Regions from separate parts of the Homo sapiens genome. Here region 2 is linked to region 1. A link is a contact called in ENCODE Hi-C data. All regions are on one chromosome and are shown on one strand. Each heading gives the region's core, a stretch centred on a gene start or an enhancer-like site at or near the end of the contact. The rest is flanking DNA. Distances are from core to core; before and after follow the strand shown. Region 1 holds the start of MBOAT2 (membrane bound glycerophospholipid O-acyltransferase 2). Region 2 holds the start of GRHL1 (grainyhead like transcription factor 1).

Region 1 (7,716 bases), core at 2,363-4,862:
GTGAGGCATTATATACAATTAGTTTAATTCTTTTCTCTTTTGTCTCCACTGAAGAGCTTCTGGTATAATTAGCAGATACTGGTCAGGCTAATTGTATGGCCTGCACACAGTTTATGCTACCATCAATGAGTTATCAGCTTAAAATGCCAGCTTCAATTCTTCATTAAAAACATGAAGAGGTAGTATATTTAATACGAAACAAATGGTTTCCATTTTCAGAATTATACTAAATTTCTTGGATTAATATTATGTGTCAGCTTGACTGGGCTAAAAGGTGCCCAGATAGAGCTATTGAAACATTATTTCTCAATGTGTATTTGAGCATGTTTCCTGCAGAGATCAGCATTCGAATTGGTACATTGAGTAAAGATTTTCTCACCCACGTACCCCGGCGTCATCACATCTGCTGAGGGCCCAAATAGAACAAAAAGGTGGAGGAAGGGTGAATTCACTCTGAACAGGGACATCCATCATCTCCTGCCCTCGGATATCATTGCTCCTGGTTCTCAGGCTTTTGGACATAAACTGAACTACACTGTTGGCTCCTGTGTTTCTCAGGCCTTTGGGCTTGGACTGGACCTACACTACTGGCTTTCCTCGGCCTTTAGCTTACAGATGGCAGATGATCGTGGGACTTCTCAGCCTTCATAATCTCAACCCAATCTCTCATAATAAACTTCTGTCTATCTATTTCCATATCTATTTATTATCTATCTATCTATCTATCTATCTATCTATCTATCTATCTATTCTATCTAGAGTTCTCCAGAGAAGCAAAACCATATCTATCTCCTATTGGTTGTGTTTCTCTGGAGAACTCTAATATAATCTTTCTTAAGTTTTATCATGCACCAAGCACTGTTCTGAGCTCTTCATATAAGTACACCTTTATAACCTCATAAACTATGGAGTTGGTGCCATTATTACGCTCATTTTTACATGAGGAAATGGAGACTTAGAAAGGTTAAATAACTTGCCCAATATCTTGCTGCTAATAAATGGAAGAGACTAGGTGTGTTTGATTCCAAAATCTAAGCTATTATTACTACTATACTATATTTTACCTATAGTTTTGTAACTCTGACACAGCAAAATTTTCCCAGATGGCTAAAATCTTCCCTATTCTCTCTCTCTCTCTCTCTCTCTCTATATATATATATAATTTATTTCTTTATATTTTTTGAGACAAAGTCTCACTCTGTCACCCAGGCTGGAGTGCAGTGGTGTGATCACGGCTCACTGCAACCTCCTCCTTCTGGGTTCAAGCAATTCTCCAGCCTCAGCCTCCTGAGTAGCTGGGACTACAGGTGCCTGCCACCATGCCCGGCTAATTTTTTTTGTATTTTTAGTAGAGACGGGGTTTCACCATGTTGGCTGGTCTGGAACTCCTGATCTCAAATGATCCACCAAACTTGGCCTCCCAGAAGTGCTGGGATTACAGGCGTGAGCCACCATGCCTGGCCTATTTATTTTTTTGAGACAGGGTCTCACTCTGTCATCCAGGCTGGGGTGCAGTGGTGCGATCACAGCTCACTGCTGGGATTACAGGCATGAGCCACAGCGCTCAACCATTCTAGATATTAAATAATTTCATGTAGTTACCCCAAATACAGATTATGTTCTGTCATGTCTGACTAAAATAAAAATTTAGCTTAAGGAAACTCCTTTCTGCAGACATTATTTGTTCTAGCTCTGAGATTGTATCTCCATGCTGCTTACTTTAGGTTGCAATATGTTCCCAACACCCACCTTTCAAGTTTTTAAAATGGCATTTCAATTTTTTCTTCAGTTTGTATGCTCAGCCACCTGTGCGCTTCCTCTACTTTTCTAAAGTGAAGAAAAGGAAAAAAAAATGGTTTCTTTCTAATATAATATTAATAGGTCTGGGTTTTTGGATTAATATACTGTAATAAGCAGCTCTCTAATTGATTACAAATCCCACTGGAACACTCCCCTGGGGGAATGAAGGTCCTGTTCTTTTTACTCTTCCTTTTATCCTCTATTCCATTTCAGCTGAGAATCCACCAAACTAGGATTGAGTCGACCAGTGAAAGGATTCTAGGCAAGACGGGATTGCACTGATGAGTTCCACTGCCTCCTTTTCAGAGAGACAAACGTAAGCCCACAGACTGATTACTAAGGCAGGTGTATTTTTATCTGTGCTGCCTTCTTATTCAAGACTCTAAGCTAGTCATCAACCCAATGGTATAACTGATAGCTGACGGGAGTTTCTGGAATGGGTGTTAAGTGTGAGAGAGATGAAGGCCTAGTGATAAGGTCGGCTCTAAATGTAGATTTACTTGGATTCCAATCTACTTACCAGCTGTGTGCCCCTGGGCAAGTTACCTCTTCTGTGACTCAACTTCCTTGAAGGAGGGTGTGTAAAAGTGTCTATTTCACACGGTTATTGTGAGGATTAAATACCAAAAGTATTAAAGCTGTGGTTAAACTCTCAGTAAACATTAGTTATTTCTACCAAAGTTAAACTGCCAAATCCTTGAGTCTTGATTTGTCCTCATAACTGCTGTGGCATTTCTCCTCTTTTAAAGTCTTCTGAACAGAAGTTGACGTTTGCATTTTAAAGGAACTCAAATGGCTTACTTTTACGAAGTTGGGGGGATTATATATACACGTGACCCGCCAGGGTATGTAAACCTGGCGGACTTCAACAGTCTGGGGGTGCCTGCGCTCAAGGGGTGAAGGGATGCTTAGAAACTTTCTCAGGAAGAAGGTGGGGCCTTCAACGAGGGCGGCTGGCTACAAAGAACTAAACTTTCACACAGCAAAGGGGAGCCGGTCTCCCTGCGCCCGCGGGCGTCGAACCCAGGCCCAGCTCTCACCACCCAAAGGCCCGGGTGCGGCTGCAGGGTGACGAAAGCGTCAGACCCCGGGGCTGCTCTCAGCTTTGGGCTTTCACCCGGCACTCTCCCAGACAAAGGGGCTTCTCAGCCAGGTCGCTGTTTTGGTTTGTCGTCCTCCCAGCCCCCACCTTCGTCCCCAACTTCCCCTGGCGCTGGCTCGGCGGCGTCCCTCACATCGTCCCTCCGGCCGCCACCCCGGGCCCCTTTGTTGTCTGCCGTCTCTCCCAGAGAGGGGTGGGGGGCCGCGACATTCCAGGGAGGAGAAACCGAGGAGTGAGGGGCAAAGACGCTCTTCCATGCTCTCACCCGAGGAGCGCGCCCCACGACGCTGGCCAGCCGTTCTCCGGCGACGGCCCGGGCCGCGCCTCGGCGCCCTCGCCCGGGTCCTCGGCACGGGGGAGGGGCGTGGCGCGGCCGGCGCTCTCTGATTGGCTGCGGGCGTCAGGGCGTCGCGCCGCGATTGGGTCGCGCAGCTGTCTGGAGCGAGAGCGCGCGAGGTGGGGAGGGGGCCGCTGGAAGCTGCTGGAAGTCGGGGGCGGGGGATGCGGCTGGGGCGCCGGGGCGGGGACGACGGGGGCGACGGCAGGACGGGCCGCGCCTGTGCAGGGCGGTCGGGGGCGGCGGGCGCGGGAGGAGGTGGCGGCGGAGGGGGAGGTGCGAGCCGGGCACCGCCCCCGGCCCCTCCCCGGCCTTCCCCGCGCAGAGCTCCGACCGCGGGCGGCCCAGGGGCGGGCGCGCCGCTGCATCCCCATCCTCGTCGTCGCCCGGCACAGCGCGAGCGGGCGAGCGGCGCGGGCGGCCGGAGCGCCGAGGCCCGGCCATGGCCACCACCAGCACCACGGGCTCCACCCTGCTGCAGCCCCTCAGCAACGCCGTGCAGCTGCCCATCGACCAGGTACCCCGAGGCGCCCTGGCGCCGGGCGTCGCGCCCTCGCCGCCCCTCCCCGCCGCGGTGCCACCCGACCGGGGGCCCGGGAGGAGGGTGGGGGCTGGGGCCGGGCGCCCGGTGCCCCCCTACCCGCCGCTCCCTGGAAGGGAGGGGGCAACAAGCCGGTTATTGTCCCAGAGCCCCCTCCCTCCTGGGTGCGCCCCCAGCCCGCCATCCCCGGGCCGAGCGGGAGGTGGGCCGGGCGTTGTTGCCGGCGACAGCCCCCGGGGAGGGTGGTCGTATGGGCGTGCGGGTGTGCATGCGGTCCCTGCCCTTCGCGGCAGCGGCGCTCGGATCCGGTGGTCGGGTCCCGGAGCAGCCCCCGGTGCGCATGGACCGGGTTGTGGAAAGGGTGCGGAAGGCTGCGCTTTGGGGAGCCTGGCGTGGTGCTGCCTGCCCCGCGCGCGCCTCTGAGCGACCCCCGGAGAGGCTGATGCATGGGTCTGGGTGTGCTGGGTGCCTTAGAGACGGCGTCGATGGGTGCTAGGGGCCCGGAGAGGCTTAAGCGCTACTGCACTTTGGGGACAGTTTGCGTTGGATTGTGGCTTAAGAGAGACAGAGGCAACAGTTTGTGGGAAGGCAGACAGGTTATGAAGAAAAGTCGGAGTTAATCCCAGGATTCTTGCTGACAAAGTGGCAACCTTGTAGATTGATGCAGCCACTTTACCTCCTTGCCCAGCCCTCAGAAAAGCTCTTGACAGTGTCTAGGGAAGGGTGGTATTTAAATGAGGCCAATCGAGTTTGATGGTTTAAAGGGCCTAACGATTACTGAGAAATAAACAGCATTGTGATGGGAAAAGCAGCGCCATTTTTACTGAGAAAAGAAAGTTTGGAAGTATTTTGTTGTGACAGTGAGATTTAGGGAAGTTGTTAATGAGGCGGGGGCTGGGGGGCGGGGGTGTATAGTTAGGTGATTGCTCTAGCCCCAGGCTAAAGGTAGTTAACTTTGGAAATTTTGCTTACAGTTATTTCAAGTGTACTTAACCTGGAAGTGTTTGGACTTCACACGGGATACTGGTTCACTGTCTTGAACTTGAAGGTGCTGCTGTCATTTAGTCTTCAGGGATTTCACTTCAATACGGGATTCCTTCTTGTCCAGACGGCTTTCCATAGCAGCAAGCTGGAAACCTGACATTAGGATACTAGCTGCTTTGTGCTTTACTGTTTTAAATAAAATCGCCTTAAGTATGTCGAAGGAGTGTTAAACAATTGTGGCTTCTGTTGAAATTCCACATCGCGGTCATAACTTCTGGTTAATAGTAAAGTACCTATCCCCCACCTGTCTTGAACAAGAGTTCTAATGGGTGTCTTGCTAATAAAGTATGGTAGTGAAATTAATCGTGTATTCGAAGAAAATATTCTTCTCTCTTTATTAATAAATTGACCAGAATTTAGGGTTTTTCATCCTCCCGGCCCCGCGGAGGATTCTTGCTGACATTTCCACACTGGTGTGCAGTGTATGACCTTTTAGCATATCACACTCCTGCCTTAAATAGGCTACTTCCAGTATATCAGCAAATGCAGGGTGGGTGTCTGTTGAAAAGTTCTTTGCTGATGAGGAGCAAGGGAGATAGGTTTATATATTTACATTTCTTTCAGAGAGATGGGCACATGTTCACGTTCCCTTTTTCTCTCCCCCATCTTTCTTTCCCTCCCGCTCCATGTCTGCCATAGCCCTACCCGTCCCTGCTATGCTGAAATATTTTCTTGACTATGCTAATAATACCTATTCATTTATATAATGCTTATAACTTTTTAAAGTGATTTGCTATTAATGAACGCATTTAAGCATCCAGAGAAAGTTCTTTTCAGTACTGAAGTAAGCAGGAGAATCAAGGGAAAGTGACAGGACTTAAAATTTTTGACATCCTTCTTTATTAGCTAAAGGTCTTAAGTTGGTACCTTGGGACTACTCTAAATTTGTACAGCCATGTGTAGCCCTGACTTTGTATAGCACAGTCGTGCACTGCATAGTGACATTTTGGTCATCAGACCACATGTCTGCTGGTGGTCTCGTAAGATTATGATGGAGCTGAACAATTCCTATTGCCTAGTAAAGCTGTAGTCATTGTCATGTCGTAGCACCACGCATTACTCATGTGTTTGTGGTGATGCCAGTGTAAACAAACCTAATGTGCTGCCAGTCCAAACCTACTGTGCTGCCAGTCCTATAAAAGTCTAGCACATTGTGTATACTACACAATTAGGTACAGTACGTAATATTTGATAATCCTAAGTGCATCACTGGTTTATGTATTTACTATACTTTTTATTGTTGTTTTAGAGTATACTCCTATTTATTTAAAAAAAAAATTAACTGTGGAACAGCCTGAGGCAGGGCCTTCAGGAAATATTCCAGAAGGCATTGTTATTGTAGGACATGACAGCTCCGTGCATGTTATTGCCCCTGAAGACCTTTCAGTGGGACAGGCTGTGGAGGTGGAAGACAGTGATGTTAATGATCCTGACCCTGTGTGGGCCTAGGCTAGTGTGTGTGTTTGTGTCTTAGTTTTTAATCGTTTTTTAAATTAAAAAAATTTTAATAGAAAAAAGCCGATAGAATAAGGATATAAAGGAAGAATATTTTTATACAACTGTACAGTATGTTTTACGCTGTTATTATAAAAGAATTAAAAACTTAATAAAGTAAAAAAGTTACAGTAAGCCAAGGTTAATTTATTATTGAAGAAAGGAAAATATATTTTATAAATTCAGTGTAGCGTAAATGTAGAGTATTTATGAAGTCTACAGTGGTGTACGGTAAAGTCCTGGACCTTTGCATTCACACGCTGGTCACTCACCCTCCTAGGCTGTACCATCTGGTCTAGGTGTGTAGCAGACTATGCCATCTAGGTTTGTGTAAGTACACTATGGTGTCCACACAGCAACAAAATTGCCTAATGATGCATTTTTCAGAACATAGCCTCATCATTAAGTGACACATGACTGTAGTTTGAGTTGTTTTCTCTTTGAGCAAGGCTTTAAAATATTGGATTAATACCACACAAGCCTTAACTTTTCATAGTGATAATAAGTTGTTCTTTGAAGCACCTTAGAGTTGACTTTCTTGTTGATGAAGCTGTTGGAATAACTAAAAACTCAATTTTGTAAAATTGGATGACTAAAGTCATTTATCCATTATTTTAAAGTTGAGCAAAATAAAAATTTTTATAATGTAAATCATTTATTCCAAGTTGAGAGAAATCTTATGAATTTGTTATAATCACATAGTGTGATTCAACAGGAAAAAGACAAATCAGGAAATGAAAAGTGTAAAAATATAACTTGTTAGTATGTTAATTTGGTATGTGCTAATTAACAATGTTTTGAAAAATTGGGAAATTATAAAAGCAGTTGTTTGATGTCCGAGGAAGAAAAGGACTTTAGTGTAAGAAAAACAATTAACTTTTTACTAGGTAAGTGTGGAATTTATGAGATGATAGAAATTATGGGTCTGCATGGAATGTAAGAATGCACCTTGCAGGGCAAGGTAGCAGAAAGGAGGAAGTGTTTTGTGGTTAGGCTGAGGCCAGGGAAGGAAAAGAAGCAAAATACTTTGCCTTAGACTCCTGGGTTGCTTAATTTTTACTGAGAATTCCAGAGGTATTGGAATTTAGGTAGCCATAGTATTTGTTCAATAGGCCTTAAATTTTAATAAAAATGTAGAATCTATTATCAAGTGAAGTTACATGATGCTTTAAGATAGGAAGTATCGGCATCTGATGTTTGCCTTTCTAGGCCTTGTTTTCCAGATGACTTTATTTCTAGGGTAATGTTTAGTAGGTGGTTATGATTAAAGGAATGTATGGAGAGTGGGTTTTGAGGAGGGAAATGGACTGAGAAAGAGCTGTGCCAAGAAAAGGCCCAAGTGTGCTGTTTAGACAACATCAGGAATCACTGAAGGTATCTGTGTTCTTTATTATTAAT
Region 2 (7,716 bases), core at 1-2,500, 950 kb before region 1:
TGAAATATGTTTCAGGCAATAATTTAACTGCATATTCTACAACATAAGAGTAATCCATTTAAGATACTCCATACAAAATATCTATCTCATCCAGAAAAAGAACACACTGACAAAAACCGATCCTTCACAAATAACTAAGAAACTGGGAGGGGTACCTATCTGCCTTAAACTTCCTGATCTGAAATATACTGACTGGCCTGGTGCGATTTCCCTGTTTTTTCTTTAGTAAGTTTTTAAAATTTTTAGGACAATTTTATATTTTCAGAAAAGCTGCAAAGAAAATACAGAAAACTCCCTCGCCCAGTTAATCCCCCATGCCTTATTACACTACCACCTCACATTTGTCGAAATACGCTTTTAAATCACACACTCTAAAAAGCATATTAGCTTGTACAGTACTTTCTCGTTTAACACCCGGATTTCAAAGTTTCATCCTCTTGATTCTCTCGAGCACTAAAAACACGGTAATCTGTAATTACCATCAATGATGCAAGTGGCAAAATAACTCCTACAGCCGTTTTCCCACTCATGCCGCCAGCCAGGGAAAAGAAAACGCCCGGACATCGGGGCACTTCAACCTTTCCCTACATTTCTGTTTTGGAGGTTCCAGCAGGTCGCCGAGTGACGAGCCTGAGACCACAGATTACCTGGAGAAGTCCACCTGTCCCGACGCGGCGCGAGCCCCACCAGGCTCCCGAGGCCGACCGGGCAGGAGAGGGGGGCGGGGAGGCCCGGGGGCGTTGGCTGCGCCCCGACCTCGCGCCGCACCCGACCGCGCCGGGGGCCCGGACCCCAAGGTGCGCGCCCGAGGGGACCCAACCTGGCCGCGGAGGAGGGGAGGAGGGTGGCCCCTCCGGTGTCGAGTTTCCCCGAGGACAGGGTCTCTCCTCCCGAGGCTCCGACCGAACAAAGAGCACGGCAGGGCTAAGGGGCAAAGGCCGTGGCGGCGTGGAGTGGACAGCGGCCCCCGGCTCGCGCCCCGCGCCCGCCCGCCCGCGCGGCCTCGGGTCTGCGCCCGGCTCGCTCGCTGCAGGTGCGGCCCCTCAGCGCGGCCCCCCCGCGGCGGCCGGACTCCTGCGCCTCACTCACTTGTCGTACTCCTGTGTCATCGCGCCCGCTCGCCGCTGCCGGGCCGCAGAACTGGACTTTCGGGTTGGGACAGTACACCCGATCCGGGGGGAGGAGGCGGCGGCGGCGGCTGCGGGTCCGGAGCGGCGGCCCCGACGGGTTGGGTTTGCTTTTCTCGCTCTGAGCCGGCTCCGCGCGGGCTGCGCGCACTGGGCGCCGGGCTCGGCCGCTCATTGGCTGGCGATGCGCCGGCTGGGGGCGAGGCCTCGGGGCTGGGAGGCCGGTCGCGCCTCCTGATTGGTCGGCGAGAAGAGCGCCGGGGCGGGGCTGACGGGGACGAGCGGCGCGGGGCGGGGGGCGGGGGCCGCGCGTTCCGCGAGGTTGCGCCCGGGACTGCGCTCCCGGGGCTGCGCGCCCGACTCGCGGCCGTACGCGCCTGCCCTGACAGGAGAGGGAGCGCTGCGGCTGCGGCGCGCACCCGCCAACCTCCGCGCGCACCGAGAGCGCCCCCGCTCGCGCCCCGCCACCGCCCCCGCCGCCCCCGCCGTCCCCGCCGTCCCCGGCCATCCCCTTCGCGACGAGCCCCGGCCGTACAGCCGCCTCCTTCTTCGCTCACTCAGGCCTCCGCGCCCCGTGCCCACATTGCCCGCTGTTCCGGCCCCAGCGCCCCGCGCTGCCCCTGCGCTCGCCCGGCGGGGGCGCCTCTGCCGGTCGCCGCGCTCCCCGGTCGCGCGTCTCACCTCTCGGTTCTCGCAGGCTGTCACGCCCGAGTCCCGTGGCTTCCCCCGAGAGCCGTCTCCGGAATGTCCCTTCTCCTGGCCCACCGCGGCCGCGCGCTTTTAGGATTTCTTGCCCTCGCAGCTCCCGCGGTCCCCTCGGCGGCAGTCCCTGGGGCTCCGCGATGTCTGTGCCCCGCAGCCTCCCGGGCGCCACTTCCCCGCGCGGCCGCCCCACGCTGCCCGTGCAGTCGCGCGCCCCGGGCCGGCCCCGGGCACCACTCCACCGCGACGGCCCCCACTTGTCCTTCCCGAGCTGCCGTCTTTCCCAGGGTCCGCTCACTGAGTCCCCACATGCCCAGCGTCGGACCTGACCCTCGGACAGGCGCGGCCCCAGACGCCGGGGACAGGGCAGTCAACAGAACAGACACAACTCCTCGCCTTCCTAGTTGGGGTAACGGGCAATACAAAAACAAGTAAATGGTGTGGCTGGTTGGAAGGTAAAGCAGGCAGGCCCTGGGGAGGCGGGGAGGAGCGAGGCTTTCAGGCTTGAAGGAGATGAGGGGCCACGAAGGTGGGACTGTACCTGAGGCAGGGACCCTGGTGTGTTTTGTGACCCTTGAGGAGACCCGGGTGGCTGGTGGGGCACAGGGAGGCGGGAGCTGCGGTCAGAGATAGTGGGCGCAGGGGAGCGGATTGAGCAGGGCCTTGCCGGCTTCCGTAAGGACTGTGGCTTTCCCTCTGGGCTAGGTGGGGACGCCTTGGAGGGGCTTGGAGCAGGGTAGTGACAGGGTCTCACATTTTAAAATAGTTCTCTGCTGCTGCGTGGTGGGGACCAGGTAGGAGGCCATTGCCATGATGCAGGCCGAGGGCAATAGAGTGAGGTGGTGGGAAGTGGCCGAATTCTGGATATGCTTTGAAGGTGGGACCAGCAGGATTGTCTGAAAATTGGATATGGGGTGTGAGAGAAAGAGAGAATCAAGGATGACTACAGCGTTTCCAGCTGGGCAACTGGAGGAATGATTTGCCATCCCCTGGGATACAGAAGACCTGGGGCATAGAAGATTTGGGGGAGAACGAGAGTCTGTTTTGGACGTGCTAAGCTCAAGATGTATGGGAGATAAAAATCCATGAATCAGGTGGGCTCCTGGGTACGAGGCTGGAGTGCAAGGGAGAAGTCTGGGCTGAAGCTCACATCTGGGCGCCGCCCACGTCTAGAGGCCATTTAAAGCCATGAGAAGGCAGGAAGGAAAGAGGATGGGACCCATGCTGGATCCAGGAGCCTCCGACACAGAAAGGCTGGGAGGAAGAGCCAGTGGAGGAGACAGAAGACGGGGACACCGAGGTCGGAAGCAATGGAAGCGTGGAAGCCAAGGGAAGGAGGTGAAGTGAGGAGCAGCATGAGGTCACAGGGCCCTCCTGCAGCCAGCAGTCCCTCCTCTGTGCCCTGGTCCAAGGCCTTCAGGGACCGGAATCGGCAGCCTCACTTGAGACCGCCCTTCGCAGTTTCTGTCCTCTGACCCCGGGCCCAGCACTGGATCCATGCAGCCTGTTGTTTGTTCTTACCACTAGTTTCCTGTTTAAATCATTTATTATTTTTTTCTTTTCCTTTTTTTTTTTTTTTTTTTTTTTGAGGCGGAATCTCCCTCTGTTGCCCAGGCTGGAGTGCAGTGCCGTGATCTCAGCTTACTGCAACCTCTGCCTCCTGGGTTCAAGCGACTCTCCTGCCTCAGCCTCCCAAGTAGCTAGGATCACAGGCGCCCACCACCACGCTCGGCTAATTTTTCTATTTTTAGTAGAGATGGGGTTTCACTAAGTTGACCAGGCAGGTCTCAAACTCCTGACCTCAGGCAATCTGCCCGCCTCGGCCTCTCAAAGTGCTGGGATTACAGGCATGAGTCACCGCGCCCTGCCAAATCAATTATGTTTTCTAAGCACGCTAATTTAAGAAAAATGCTAGTCAATAACAGCACAGATGGTCCCAAATAGGGTACAAGTCATCAGGGTGGTGCCAAAGTGACTGACTTGGGAACAGTGTCCCTCTACCTGCCTTTCTTCTATTTCCTCTGACCCGGCTCCACACTGCCACTGGAGTGGCCTTTATAAAACACAGATTTCTTGTCACTCAGTTATACTCACCATAAAGTCCACACTCCTGAGCTCAGCCTCCCCTTGGCGGCCCAGCACTTCCCTTACTGCTCACTCCCAAGCACCGTCCCCGCATTCCCTGCTCCTTCCCTCCATGCTTGGCCCACTCCACTCAACTTCCAGCCTGGCTCATTTCCTCCAGGTGGCCTTCCCAACCCTCTAGGCTGGACAAGGTGTCCTGTGGGATCCACAGCGCCTTCTGCATTGCCCATCACCATGTTTGTCTTATGGGCTTTCCTGTTTGTGTCTGTCTCCACCAAGTGTGAGCTTTTCCAGAGAGGGCAGCGGTTGTACCACCTTCATTTTTATGTTCCTGGTGCCTGGTATATACATAGAAAATATCCAGCAAATGTCTACTGAATGGATGCAGTCCTCTGCAGGCATGCGTTCTGCGCCCAGTCTCCTCCCTTCTGTAGCATAGCTAGGGCTCTTTTAAATGACCCCCCCCACCGTTGCAGAAGATGAAAGTCCTTGAGCCTAATACATGGTAGGCACAAAATAAATAGGGGATGAATGAAGAAATATCCAATCATAAAGCCAAAAACAAGAACAGGAAGAGCCTGAGGTTATTAGACCATAGCTGTAGTAATTAAAAACATTGGGTCTATTTTGTCAATTTGAATATGGGATTGTTTAGTTTGTCTCTAATAGCTCTCTAAAACAGAAATGAAAATCTCTATCTATGACCTGTTGCCATGAACCCTGTTTATTTCATTTTATTTTATCTGAGACAGGGTCTCACTGTGTTACTCAGGCTGGAGTGCAGTGGCACCATCACAGCTCACCGCAGCCTTGACTTCCCAGGCTCAAGTGATTCTCCCACCTCAGCCTCCTGAGTAGCTGGGGCTACACGTGCACACCACCACACCTGGCTAGTGTGTATGTGTGTGTGTGTGTATGTTTTGTAGAGACAGGGTCTCACCATATTGCCCAGGCTGGTCTTGAACTCCTGTGCTCCAACGATCCTCCCATCCTCCCAGCCTCCCAAAGTGCTGGGATTACAGATGTGAACCACCATGCCTGGCCTACCCTCTTCATTTTTAAGTTCTTTACTATTTGTTTAAATTATTAAAGTAATATATGCACATAGTTTTTATGGAAGAAAAAATGCTGGGCGTGCTGGCTCACGCCTGTAATCCCAGAGCTTTGGGAGGCCGATGTGGGCAGATCACCTGAGGTCAGGGGTTTGAGACCAGCCTGGCCAACATGGTGAAACCCCATCTCTAACAAAAATACAAAAATTAGCCGGGCATGGTGGTGGGTATCTGTATTCCCAGCTACTCGGGAGGCTGAGGCAGGAGAATCGCTTGAACCCAGAAGGCGGAGGTTGCAGTGAGCCAAGATCGCGCCACTGCACTCCAGCCTGGGTGACAACAAGACTCCATCTCAAAAATAAAAAAAGATAGAAAGGGATTAGGAACGGGACAAAGAAAGGAGAAAGGAAGAAATTGAAGCTCTGCAGAAGGATACAGAATGCAGTCCCTGGCCTCCTCCATTCCCAGCCCCTAATCCTTGAGACAACCACTGTGAACAATTTGTGTTGATCTTTCCAGATATCTTCTGTCTGTACAAGCACTCACATGGTTTATTTTCTTAGACAAATGGGATTCGGACTGCACAATCTTCCACAGCTTGCTTGTTTTTCCTTTCTATGGTTTAAACATTTTCCACATCAGCACATAGAAATCTAGTTCACTTTAAAAAATGGCTGTATGGTGTTTCCTTGAATGGCTATATGATAACTTGAATGTATTGGTGAGCAATTAGGGTTTTTTCCCCTAGCTTTTCTTAATTACAAACATTCACAATAACACATTCCTCTAACTACATTTTTGCACACTTGATCAGGTATTGCCATAGGATAAATTCCTAGAATCGGAGTTACTGAGAAAAGGGAATGCACAGCTGCCATTTGGTTTTTTGTTTGTTTGTTTTTTGAGATGGAGTTTGGCTCTTGTTGCCCAGGCTGGAATGCAGTGATGCAATCTCTGCTCACTGCAACCTCCACGTCCCGGGTTCAAGTGATTCTCAAGCCTCAGCCTCCAGAGTAGCTGGGATTACCAGTACCTGCCACCACACCCGGCTAATTTTTGTATTATTAGTAGAGATGGTGTTTTGCCATGTTAGCCAGGCTGGTCTCACACTCCTGACCTCAGGTGATCCACCCATCTCGGCCTCCCAGAGTGCTGGGATTACAGGCATGAGCCACTGCCACCGCACCTGGCCTGCAGCTGCCATTTTCCTGGCTCTTGCCGGATTGTTTTCCAAAAGGCTGCTCTTATTTAGATTCCTACCACAGAATATCAGACTGCCTACCGTGCCGCACCCTAGACAACCGTGGGCAACATTGAAGTTTGCTTGGCTAGTCTATTCGATGAAAAATGGGATCTCGTTGTTTTGAATTGCTTTTTTTTTTAAGTTATGAGTGAGGTTTTTCATCTTTTTATTTGTTTGGCAATAATCTTTTTAAACTCAAAGGTAGTGTTTTTTCAAAGAAAGAGGATCTTTGAAGGTACCTTCCCAAGCCATGAGTTTCAGAGTAGAGAACTAATTTGGGACCCCCGCTCCCATTGGAGACCATATGGTACGGTACTAACAGGCTCATGGGTGCATTGAGTGGGGTTGGGAGGTGGCTAGTAGATTTAGAGTTACAAGACCTGGGTTCTAGTCCAGGTTCTTCTATTGACCAGCAGGGTGATCTCAGTAGAGTCACTGCACCCCTGTCACAGAGTTCTCTGAGCGCGTCCTGAATCTCAGGCACCTGGCATTGCCTGTGCTTTTCCTCTCTCCCTTGCCACCCAAGTTACATCTTTAGTGGCCAACTTCAAATGCCAGCTCTTCCAGGAACCCTTCCCATCCCAGTAGGAGGACTCCCCAAGCACCTCCGCTGTCCTTCGTGAAGCCACTCATCGCAAGTGGCTCTGCCTTTACTTGACTCAGTTCCGCACAATTCCGAGGGAGGAACTGAGGCAGATACAGATTCACATGCCAGGGCTGCCTCTGATTTTTATCTTTAGTCTACTTCGCTGCCAGTCCTTGCTTTTCTTATCTGTAAAACATGGAAAATACATCAAGAGACGTGGAGTTAACTATGAATAAAGTACTTAAAGACTCACACAATGCCTGGCAGACAGACGCTGGCAGATGGCGTTCATCTTCTTTAAAGACTAGGCAGTAGGAACCCTGTCCAATTCCTCCACATCCTTGTTGGTTGGACATGTTACCTAATCCATGTGTGGAATTCCCCACATTCAGGGACTTCAGCCCTGATGAAACAGCCCATATTGAAGGGACATCTCAGGGGGCTGAAAGATGATGGCAGAGCCTTCACCCTGACATCCAAGCACCTGTCCCCCCAGTTCATCAGAACCCGGGGTCTCAAGGTCGTGCCAGTGCGAGATGAAAGTCTTTCCACTCCGGAGAAACTGGTGTGGGAGGCAGGGAGTGTAAAATCTCCACCCTCACCACCAGCTCTGTGACAAAGTTTCTTACCCTCTGAGCCTCACTTTCCTCAGCTGTGGGATACGGGATAATCATTCCTATCACCAAAGGTTGTGTTTGTTTTGGTTTAAGAAAAGTATCTCAGACAATGCCAGGCACATTTCAGGAACTAGGTCAATATTAAACTTTCCACCTCCCCATTTTCCCTCACTGTAGCATAAGCTGCTTAAGGGACAAAAACTATATCTCATATTTTTAAAACGTCCTCATCATCTGGCATAGAGACAAGCATATGGTAGATGATCAACAATTACTGTAGTTATTCAGGATGATAATGACATGT

The links. Hi-C counts contacts between places; a loop is a spot of excess contacts on that map. Pooled maps may share reads with other maps.
Region 2: a map of CD4-positive, alpha-beta T cell shows a loop between it and region 1 (5-fold over the local background). The contact joins the promoter of GRHL1 here to the promoter of MBOAT2 in region 1. A Hi-C loop is called at or near these places in 2 of 168 maps with a recorded cell type or tissue (CD4-positive, alpha-beta T cell and CD8-positive, alpha-beta T cell) and 5 of 50 pooled maps.

The regions. Positions count from the first base shown.
Region 1 is chr2:8,999,580-9,007,295 of GRCh38, reverse strand. MBOAT2 (membrane bound glycerophospholipid O-acyltransferase 2) reads left to right here and starts at 3,612. Exons shown (of 13, transcript NM_138799.4): 1 at 3,612-3,756. The coding sequence starts at 3,682. It overlaps LOC124907728 (a long non-coding RNA gene), which reads right to left and starts at 3,220. Exons shown (of 2, transcript XR_007086199.1): 1 at 3,168-3,220; 2 at 1-1,827. RefSeq lists silencers at 3,239-3,698, 4,242-4,536 and an enhancer at 4,301-4,955.
Region 2 is chr2:9,945,227-9,952,942 of GRCh38, reverse strand. GRHL1 (grainyhead like transcription factor 1) reads right to left here and starts at 1,250. Exons shown (of 16, transcript NM_198182.3): 1 at 1,090-1,250. The coding sequence starts at 1,109. It overlaps LOC105373422 (a long non-coding RNA gene), which reads left to right and starts at 2,090. Exons shown (of 3, transcript XR_922784.4): 1 at 2,090-2,238. RefSeq lists silencers at 960-1,499, 1,590-1,639, 1,740-1,789, 1,940-2,019.